Linked DNA regions of Homo sapiens: region 2 is linked to region 1. A link is a contact called in ENCODE Hi-C or POLR2A ChIA-PET data. All regions are on one chromosome and are shown on one strand. Each heading gives the region's core, a stretch centred on a gene start or an enhancer-like site at or near the end of the contact. The rest is flanking DNA. Distances are from core to core; before and after follow the strand shown.

Region 1 (4,919 bases), core at 1,620-4,119:
CAAGTGAAAATGGGATCATCAGAGAGAAAGAAGAAATATCCATGGAAGTGGATAATAAAAACCACTGGGAGGCAGAGTCGCATTCATACACAGTCAATAAACTGAACCTCCTTTCTTGTCTCCAACACTAATCTGGTTATTCTCTTTTGTCCTTGACTGAACTTCAATTCTCTAACAGCTCCTGAAAGTTGATGATTATGCTGTTATCCACCTCGCCAGCCCATCCTCCTAAGTTACAAAGTACATTTTATTTCTTTATTCCTGTTTTTTTTTGAGATGGAGTCCTGCTCTGTTGCCCAGGTTGGAGTGCAATGGCTCACTGCAATCTCCACCTCCTGAGTTCAAGCACTTCTCCTGCCTCGGCCTCCCGAGTAGCTGGGATTACAGGCATGCGCCACCATGCCCAGCTAATTGTTGTATTGTTAGTGGAGACGGGGTTTCACCATGTTGGCCAGGCTGGTCTCGGACTCCTGACCCCAAGTGATCAGCCCACCTCAGCCTCCCAAAATGCTAGGATTACAGGCGTGAGCCACCGCACCTGGCCAACAAAGTACATTTGATTTCTGACTGTGTATATGGAACACTGACTAGAGGTCCTTGGACACTTGTTCTCACTCAGCCTTATGCCACAAAGTATTACGTGGATCTACAGATGTTCACCATGAAATAATAGAGTTGCATCACTGCGTTAAAGAATTTCCAAAAGATGCCAAAAGGAAGCAGAATTTCTTCCTCTTGGGGCCTTCTTGCATCACAGTGTGTACTTCAGGAATTAAAATAGAAGCTTTGTTGATTGAAAACTAAAAACCAGCCAAAAGGAAATAGTGCCTTTGTACTGTGACTTTTCTGGATCATAAAATACTCTTCGTTACTCATTACTATAAAACAGAGGCATTTCTGTTGTTAGTGTTGAAGAATTATGTACCTATCATCCAAAATATATTATTGACCTTCATTTATTCAATGGAAAAAGTGCCTTTCTTTTTTCTGCTGCTTTAAATTCTACCTTCCATTATCCCATACTTCCACTCTTCCTCCTCTCTGTGTTAATATATACAGCATAGACAGAAATGACTATCAAATAGAGTATAAAGTGATAAAATAAATTTGGGGCCGGGTGCAGTGGCTCACACCTGTAATCCCAGCACTTTGGAAGGCTGAGTCAGGTGGATCACAAGGTCAGGAAATCAAGACCATCTTGGCCAACATAGTGAAACCCCATCTTTACTAAAATACAAAAAAAAAAAAAAAAAAAATAGCTGGGCGTGGTGTCACGTGCCTGTAATCCCAGCTACTTGGGAGGCTGAGGCAGGGGAATCGCTTGAACCCCAGAGGCGGAAGTTGCAGTGAGCTGAGATCATGCCACTGCATTCCAGCCAGGTGAAAGAGCAAGACTCCATCTCAAAAAATAAAATAAATAAATAAATAAATTCGGACTAGGCACAGTGGCTCACACCTGTCATCCCAGCATTTTGGGAGGACAAGGCAAGCAGATCATGAGGTCAGGAGTTCGAAACCAGCCTGGCCAATGTGGTGAAACCCCATTTCTACTAAAAATACAAACATTAGCCCAGCGTGGTGGTGTGCACCTGTAGTCCCAGCTACTTGGGAGGCTGAGGCAGAAGAATCGCTTGAACCCAGAAGGCAGAAGTTGCAGTGAGCCGAGATCGCACCACTGCACTTCAGCCTGGGGGACAGAGCAAGACTCCATCTCAAAATAAATAATAGATAAATAAATAAATAAATAAATACATAAATACATAAATAAAATAAATTCATTTAAAAGTGTTTAAATGAGATCCACATATCTGCATATAAACCCATGTAGGCAAATACTCAAGCTAATTATGTAGTCTCATGGTTAAATTCTTCTTCCTTTAGTCATTAGATAAAGAAACTTATTTAGAGAGAAACCAGAAAAACTAACAATGGTACAGTAGCAGCTAGGCAGTTGAAGAGCCAGGAAAGGAATACGGGAGCCCTCCCTGCTTATCCTATTTAATTATTTCCCCACACTGTCCCCTTCAGAGCAATGATAACACCCAACCTTTCTTGGAAAGCACCACATTTTTCGGGCTATGTTTCTTTTGGAATTGTTCTGGAGACAACAACATGATTAAAATTTGAGGCAAGGGACAGACACAATATCTATCTGGTTGCTATTAGTGTTTTGGAAACTCCAAATGAAATACCGCTAGTTAGCAACTAGAGATGTTGATCAAACAATAGTTCCCCAGCCAACATAAAAACTAGTTGTATCCAGATGACTTTGCTCTCAAGCATTGGAATTTTGGGGCATGTGGGTAAAGCTTGGCTAATTATGATACTGACCACAGTAAAGCACACATATGTATGGCAAAACACTCATATATTGAATTTATGGCATGCCAGAGATAGCCATTCCATATGACACTACCAGCTTTATAAACCAAAACAACTTTGTCCCAATGTAGTAAACTGTTAGAGTTCGTGATAAATCATTGAACAATTAATCTATCTCACAGCCTGTCTTGCACTCCATTTTACAAACTGAGAATATACTTCAGGACTGAAAATATGGGAAAGCATTCAGATATGAATTGCTGAAATAACTACAAGGAAATCTCATTGCACACCATACAAGTTATGTTGACATGGAAGAATATCTCCCCATCAGTCTGAGTAAACTATTACATAACAGCTAAGCTATAATAAAATCCTGATTCCAAATCAAATAAGTCTCCCAGACTTCTAAAATGAGTCACCAACAGCTTTATAAACATACAAAATACTTGACAAGGAAGTCTCTGATAATTTTTCAGTAATTATGTCTGCAAATTGTTCCTTGCTGACATCATCATTAGAAATGGTTTCCCATAAGCTTGTATTGCCTCTTCACATCTGTTCATTAATCACTAATGCTTTGAATATTTCTATCATTATTAGGTAATTCACAGGGTTTACATGATTCCGCAGCACTCTTCTCAGTGGAATTTTTAATTAGTGGAATCAGTGTGATCAAAGCTGATATAATTATGGTCTCATGTTCCTTGCAGTATTTTTAGTGCAGATTCATGATGCTGACAAACCTTAATCCTAAAACAATATTTCAGAAACAAAGATGACACAGTTTCTAAACATCTTGAAAAAAAGTGCAAGGGAGAGAGAGGGGACAGAGTTGAGGGGTCACTAAGTTGACATATTTCGTGTTTAAAGACATTTCAAAGCACTGGCGTCATCTTTCTTTGTGTTGGACATGAGATTTGAAGTCCTGCTCTGACATGTGATTCACAAACCAGCCCTGAGCCAAGTATGAGTGTCAGATGCTGGGTTCTGCATACTGTATTGTCTGGCAATGAGTGTAGGAGAGAGGAAGAGCTAGCTACGCAAAGCAGTCCTGCTGCTCTAGAATAAAGAAAGAGCAGTCCCAGCCTGGCCACATGGGTTTATCCCTCAAAGGAGGGCAACACAGCAGAAAATGTAAGTCTTAGACCTGGGAAAGTTGTTGGGGACAAGAGGATTCCTTGGCCTAAACTATGCCATTATAATGGATGTGACCCAGAATAAACTAAGTCCTTGATCTCTCTGTAACTGTATTCATCCAGTGATAAACACTGGCTCCCTGGAAGCCTGAGAAAGCACAATATTTAGAGGAGTTCAAAATGTGTCTAAATGGAATTTGGATTTCTCCCTAAATGACCTGCGTGGTGGGCATGCCAGAAGCTTGCCACTGGAATGCCACTGGAATGAAGATGGTTGAACAAGCAAAGGAATAAGCACAGTACTTCCTGTTGAAAACAAAATTGCTATCTTTGTCAGGCCTGAAGCCTTCAGTTTAATACATAAAATAAATACTTGGGAAAGAGAAGATGTTTTCTATGGGAAAATGGAAGTTCTGAGGGTAAGATTTAGGTTAATACAAAATAAAAGCTTTCTATCATTAGAGCTATCCAACATTGTTGGATAGGGTTGACAAGCAAAGTAACAAGTATTTCACAACAGGAAGCTTTCCAGTGGAAACTGTGTGTGTGTGTCAAATAAGCAATTCATTTATTAATTTATTCACTCATAACACATTATTTATGAAGTGCTTATTAAGTAATCATAGGGTACAGAGAATGCAAAGATTGATAAAAATATAGCCCCTAACATAACATAGCCCAGGAGTTCACAAAACAATAGATGAGACACACACCAAAGCAGAATATTAAAACAATATAGTCAATAATAAGCTAACAAAATGACCCAGCTTTGGGACACACATAAGACCTGACTTCAAAAGGAGCTAGAGAAATAGACTGTATTCTTCCACTGGGCTTCTGAGTGGTTGATTTTCTGTGCTTCCAAAAAGACAGAGCTTCAGACCCATTGGTCATGTTAGTAGAAACTGATGCCCATCTCTTTAACTTGAAGAGAATCAGCAAGTTGGAATAATAGAAAGAGAATAGTAGAACAACCAGTGCTGCCAATAAAAGTGAATTGGTAGGGGAGAAAAAGATAAAGAAAATAGAAAGTGGTATTGGTAGACTCTTGGAAATCATGGTTTCCATAGCAAAAAGTTTGCTTTCTCTCTGCCTCTGACCCAGGAAATAAACACTTTCTCATGACCCTAATTACAGGATACTTCGAACTGTAGAAATTTGCAATGACAGGAAAATACACACACACACACCTGTTTCCATAAACTAACCATGGAAACTATTTAAAAACTGATAGTCATATAACCTATACCAGAATGTGTGACAATAACTTTTATACCCAAAGCATAGAATAAATATCAATAGAAAATAATTTATGCTGAAATAGAGTGAAAACTATTTATTTTATATAAGATCCCTGAGATAAGAAACCAAAAGCTGAGAACCATGAACCATTAGCAATTGTTTTGAGGAACTATGAAGAATATGAAAGGTGACAGAACACTGGAGAAGAAAAAATGT
Region 2 (4,919 bases), core at 909-3,408, 100 kb before region 1:
AACAAAATAAGTAAACAGCCTTAGGTTTTAGTTAAGGGCAGTACTTATCTCCGGATAATGGGGGAGATTATGTCTGGTTACTGAGAGAAACAATAGGAAAAAGAGTTACCCAGGGATCCAGAAAGGACACATGACTTGACCCTCTAAGTCCTCTCTCTGAATCTCGAATTGTTTGAAATTTAAAGCACCAAAGAAGGAGTGTCAGAGGAAGAAAGACATAAACACGAATCCGGTGACGTTCTTTACCTGGCTGCACCAAGGAAGCCCCACACAGAGTAGGTGTACGCCAGAAATACAGAATTCAAATTCCCTCTGTTTTGCAGGTCTTGTAGTTAAGCGAGAGCAAGAACAATGCAGGGGTTAAGAGTCTGATATCAAATAGGTTTCACATCAAGTAGACTTGAATTCAAATCCATTTATTTATCTCCCAATTAGTTGGAAGAATTCCATATTTTAGCTAAGGATGCTTTGAAAATCATGAGTTAGAAAACTAAAACATGGAGGCCACTTTCGGTGTAGGAGATGAGTCTAATACATCCCCTAAGGCAGGGGTCCCAACACCCTGGCCACGTACTGGTACCAGTCCGTGTTATGTTAGGAAATGGGCCACACAGCAGAAGGTGAGTGGCAGACAAGCGAGCATTATTGCCTGAGCTCTACCTCCTGTCATATCAGCAGTGGCATTCAATTCTCATAGGAGTGCAAACCCTATTGTGAGCAGCACATGTAAGGGATCTAGATTGAGCAATTGTTTTGAGAATCTAACTGATGCCATTGATCTGAGGTGGAACGATTTCATCTGAAACCATTCCAACCCAGCAACCCCATCCATGAAAAAATTGTCTTCCATGAAACCGGTCCCTGGTGCCAAAAACGCTGGGGACCACTGCCATAGGGGGAGCAATAGATGCTGCCTGCACTTCCTAAAGCTACAGTGCTAAAGCTCAGTATGCATGCCTCCATATTTCCATGCCTGTCTAGGAATATCAGGTGGTAATGCATATTTAGGGCCAACTTGAAGTTACACAAAACAACACCAGAGAGAGGAGAAAATGCAAAAGAAGGAAAAGCAATGGTTAAGGTCTAATGTAATTAACGTGAAACACAAGTTGTTAGCACCAGTAGCCAATCCTCCTTTTCTACAATCTTCTCTAATCACTTCCCAGCCACCAGCTACATGGGCGTTTAAGCAAACAGAGGAGGGAAAAGAGAGAATATATAACCAATGTCTACAACAGATGCCTTGTCAGGAGGCTCTGTAAAGCCTAGAGCTGCAGCAATCGTTTCATTCAGGCTTTGTGGGTTTTATTGAGCATAAAATGGCAAGAAAATACATGCAAGGGCCTAGAGGAGTGTTTTCAATCTGTGCCTCATGGTGGCTTCTATCTGTTCCTCAATGAAGGGGAAGAGGCATGAAGCAGGGCGGTGGCCAGGAAGGAAGTTCCTGGGAGTCCTCCGTCCCCTTCCCTGTTTAAACCAAAGGAATGTTGCTTTTGTCAGCTTTAGATATTCTCCTAAAGTTGTATTTGAAGAAAGGATGCAGCTAATAATAATAATAATGTTTGAAGAAAATGCTCTGGGACTCATGTGGGCTGACAGACCTGAAGCAATGCTCCTGAGGGCTGATTCCTCTGGCAGGGGCACGAGAGGAAATGACCTTACGCTAATGCTGCCGCTGCAGGGCAGTGATGTCTGCAGAAAAGGCCACAGCAGGCCCCGAGCCACAGCAGGAGGTGGGTCTGCCTGCCATCAGCAGTTAAGAGGGCAGTGGCTGCCCCAGCACAATCCAGAGGCCAGCCAAGCCTGAGAGGCGGAGTTACAGACAACAACTGCAGTGGAAAGATTTCTGACTGTCTGCAAAGCCTTGAGGGTGACCCTCCCAGAGGGTAGGGACAAGAACTCAATTATTCACCACCCTCTGCTTCTATGACTTATTTCTGCATTCATTTCTGATATTTAATTGATTATAAACTAACCAGAAATCCCAAAGGGACCCTCAGTCTCTGCCGAGGTAGCCGTTTAGTTGGGGCTCAGTCAGAATCTGAGGATTTTGTGGCTGAAATGTATAGTGAATGACCTGGGTCTGGCCGGCTGTGTGACGCATAACAGCATACATTGGATGACTCATAGAAGTCAGGGATGGAAAAGACCTATTAGGTCATTTTTTCCATCTTCCAGCTATTGCAGGTTTACTCTCTGCCAAGGTAGGATTATATTCAAATATTTAGCCCAGTCTAGTTCGAACTGATTCAAGTAATAGGGCTCCCACAACCTCCCCTGGGATCTTAATTCCACAGGATCATTGATTTCAATCTTCGGAAAATGTTCCTGATGTTCACTTTAAATTTTCCTTTGCTCAATTTCATCCCATTAATCCTACTTATTACCCCTTAGGCCACCCTAAATAATATCCCTTCTTCTTTCATGTTGACGTTCCTCCAACACTGGTAGGGAGGAGACAGGGGAATACAAAAATGTCTTCTTGGCTTGGCTCACAGTCTTAAGTATAAAACAAAGAATAGAAATGTTCCAAATAATAGCTTAAAATGTTGGGGAGACTATGTGTATCAGATGAGAAAGGGTTTTCCAGATTGCCCAAGAATAGTTCAGACAATCAATGGCAGGTGTTTCTGGGTTTAACTTTACATTCTAAATATTCTGAGTCAGAGAGTAGCAAAGATGAAATGCCACATAATCCACCATATTGCCACCTAAGGTGGATAATGGACTATGTCCTCATAGCCTTTGGGGGAGATAATTCTATATAATCCTCTGATTATTTTTCCCCAGAGGGCAGGGATCACTTCAAATAGCACAAAACCACATTAGTAAAACTCACAGTGAGTAATGTCCCTTCTCGGGGCCCTGGGCAGACCAGACCTGAGAACTGGTGAAGTCAGCCAGTACCAGAGTGTGAGGCCCTGGGGTGGGAGCCAACGTAGGATATCCTGAATACTCCTCAGTGTTTCAAGGGTGCTAGGGTGCTTACTAAAAATACAAATTGTTAGGGTTCATCTCAGACCAACTATGACTCAGGATCTGTGGCCAAAGCCTAGAAACCTGCATTCGTAACAAGCTTACTAACATTTTAAAAGCCTACTTCATAAGGGGACTCTAATCCAATACCATTTGCAAAAACCTTGGACTAAACTGCATTAAGTAAACTAGAGTCCAAAGAGCAAGAATTTGGCTGACAATGGGATAGAGATAAGGAATAAAGGAGAAGTAGGCTTAAGACTGAGAACAGAGCAGGGAAGGTAAGAAGTTATTGTTAGAAATAAATGTGCAATGTCCATAGCCTGCACTCACTAACTGTCAGAAGCATGGTGTGTGGATGTGGGGTCCCCCTGAAAAGATAAAATATTTGCTGGACCTTCATCCACTTGAACACAATTGCTAGCTTTTGAACTTACTGTTTGCATGTTGTGCAAATTAATGTATGAGAGAAACTTGTTTTGAGGAGGAAGAGGAAAGAAAAAATACTATATTTCAAATTTTTAAAAACACACACACTCAAACACATTTTCAAGGAGTCTCAAGCATGATTTTGGCCTTCAGTTATGGTAAAATAGTTGCAGCCCAGCTAGTTCTTCTGGACATTTCAGCTCAGAAGAACTAGCAAGGCCAGATAAAATAGAAAACAGTTTTGTTTAACTTAAAGTCATTGGTGATCTGCAAAGGCAATAAAAATTTGGGGAGTTAAGATCCTGAAGTCAAAGGAATCTCAGACAGATGAGTTGATATTCTTCAAGGTATATCCCCTAAGGAGCACTGGCTGATTCTCAGTATAGAACAAAAGCCTAAGAATTCAAGCAAAGGGGTGCTGCTAAGACACAGAGAAGACAGCAGTCTTGAGCAATATTACAGGACCAGGGAGACAAATACTACAGTTTGAGCCTACCAAGGAAACCAGGCATTGAGAGGCCAAAACCTAATGAGAAGGGAGACACGGGGAATGACACTCTGTTTTTTTTTTTTTTTTTTTTCCCCTCAAGACATTTGCTGAATCCTTATGCTACTCTGGGCTAGAAGCTAAGTAGCTAAACTGAAAAAGATGATAAAAAACAGTGTTTTCTAGAATCATATAATGAAAATGAGGCAAAAATTATACTTTTGGGTTTACCGAGAAAGAGCAGTTGTGACTCCTAGAAAACCATACTCTAGGAGCAGGGACAAATCACAAATAAATAGAGCTTTACAAAAGTTACAACTGAGTCAGCTGCAAGTCAGCTTACTCTCTGATTGGAATAAGGTGATCTACCACATTTAATTTTCCCAGCACTTGATCAATACTTAACAGGCATATGGAAACAGTATAAAGAAAAAAGAAAAAAAAAAACAAAAAATAAAAATATACCCATGTGACCCAATTTTTGGAGTTATCAAACATAGATAAGACTGTGAATTTCATCTTAGAACTCAAATCTATCTATCTACATGTATATTATACATATATACATACATATGAATCAAATGCAAACTCTAGCATCAAAAAATGCAATAATTAAAACTAAGAATTCAATATATGATTTTAAAACCTGATTTGACTTAGCGGCAGAGAGGAGAACTAACTAGAAGTTAGATCAGTAGAAAAGAAAATATCCAGGTAGAAGCAGAAAACCAAAAAAGAGAGAAAATACGAAAAAAGGAGCATAAGAAACACATAAGGCACAGTAAAGAAATCTAAAAATTTGAATCCCAGAAATAGAGAGGACAAACAACACCTAAGAAAAACCACATTAAAGGGGTAATCTCCATATAATTTCCTAAACCAAGGAAACATATCAAGCCACAGAATCAGGAAGTACTATGAGAACCATGCAAGATAAACACAAATAAAATCATATCTACATACAATATAATAAGGCTGCTTATAGTGAATCAGAAAGAGTAAAACCTATTTTAAAAGGCAGTGGGGT

The links. A loop is a pair of places that touch in the nucleus more often than their neighbours do. ChIA-PET counts read pairs that join two places held with the same protein, here RNA polymerase II (POLR2A). Pooled maps may share reads with other maps.
Region 2: a loop to region 1 is called in a map of MCF 10A, with 2.3 times the contacts of the local background. The contact joins two enhancer-like sites. A Hi-C loop is called at or near these places in 5 of 168 maps with a recorded cell type or tissue (MCF 10A, PC-3, PC-9 and 2 more) and 3 of 50 pooled maps. POLR2A ChIA-PET finds 5 or more read pairs at or near these places in 4 of 52 experiments (BJ, HEK293, MCF 10A and 1 more).

Annotation. Positions count from the first base shown.
Region 1 is chr1:218,478,666-218,483,584 of GRCh38, reverse strand. No RefSeq gene overlaps it. Among named protein-coding and RNA genes, the nearest start is that of LINC02869, 29 kb to the left of the region's middle. Within about 2 kb of position 2,869, at least 13 of the 41 ENCODE cell types and tissues checked have a DNase peak (open chromatin) inside an H3K27ac peak, as active enhancers do; they include PC-3, PC-9 and endothelial cell of umbilical vein, where a contact is called at or near this core.
Region 2 is chr1:218,582,875-218,587,793 of GRCh38, reverse strand. No RefSeq gene overlaps it. Among named protein-coding and RNA genes, the nearest start is that of LINC02869, 75 kb to the right of the region's middle. RefSeq lists enhancers at 1,295-1,795, 1,796-2,296. Within about 2 kb of position 2,158, at least 7 of the 41 ENCODE cell types and tissues checked have a DNase peak (open chromatin) inside an H3K27ac peak, as active enhancers do; they include PC-3, PC-9 and endothelial cell of umbilical vein, where a contact is called at or near this core.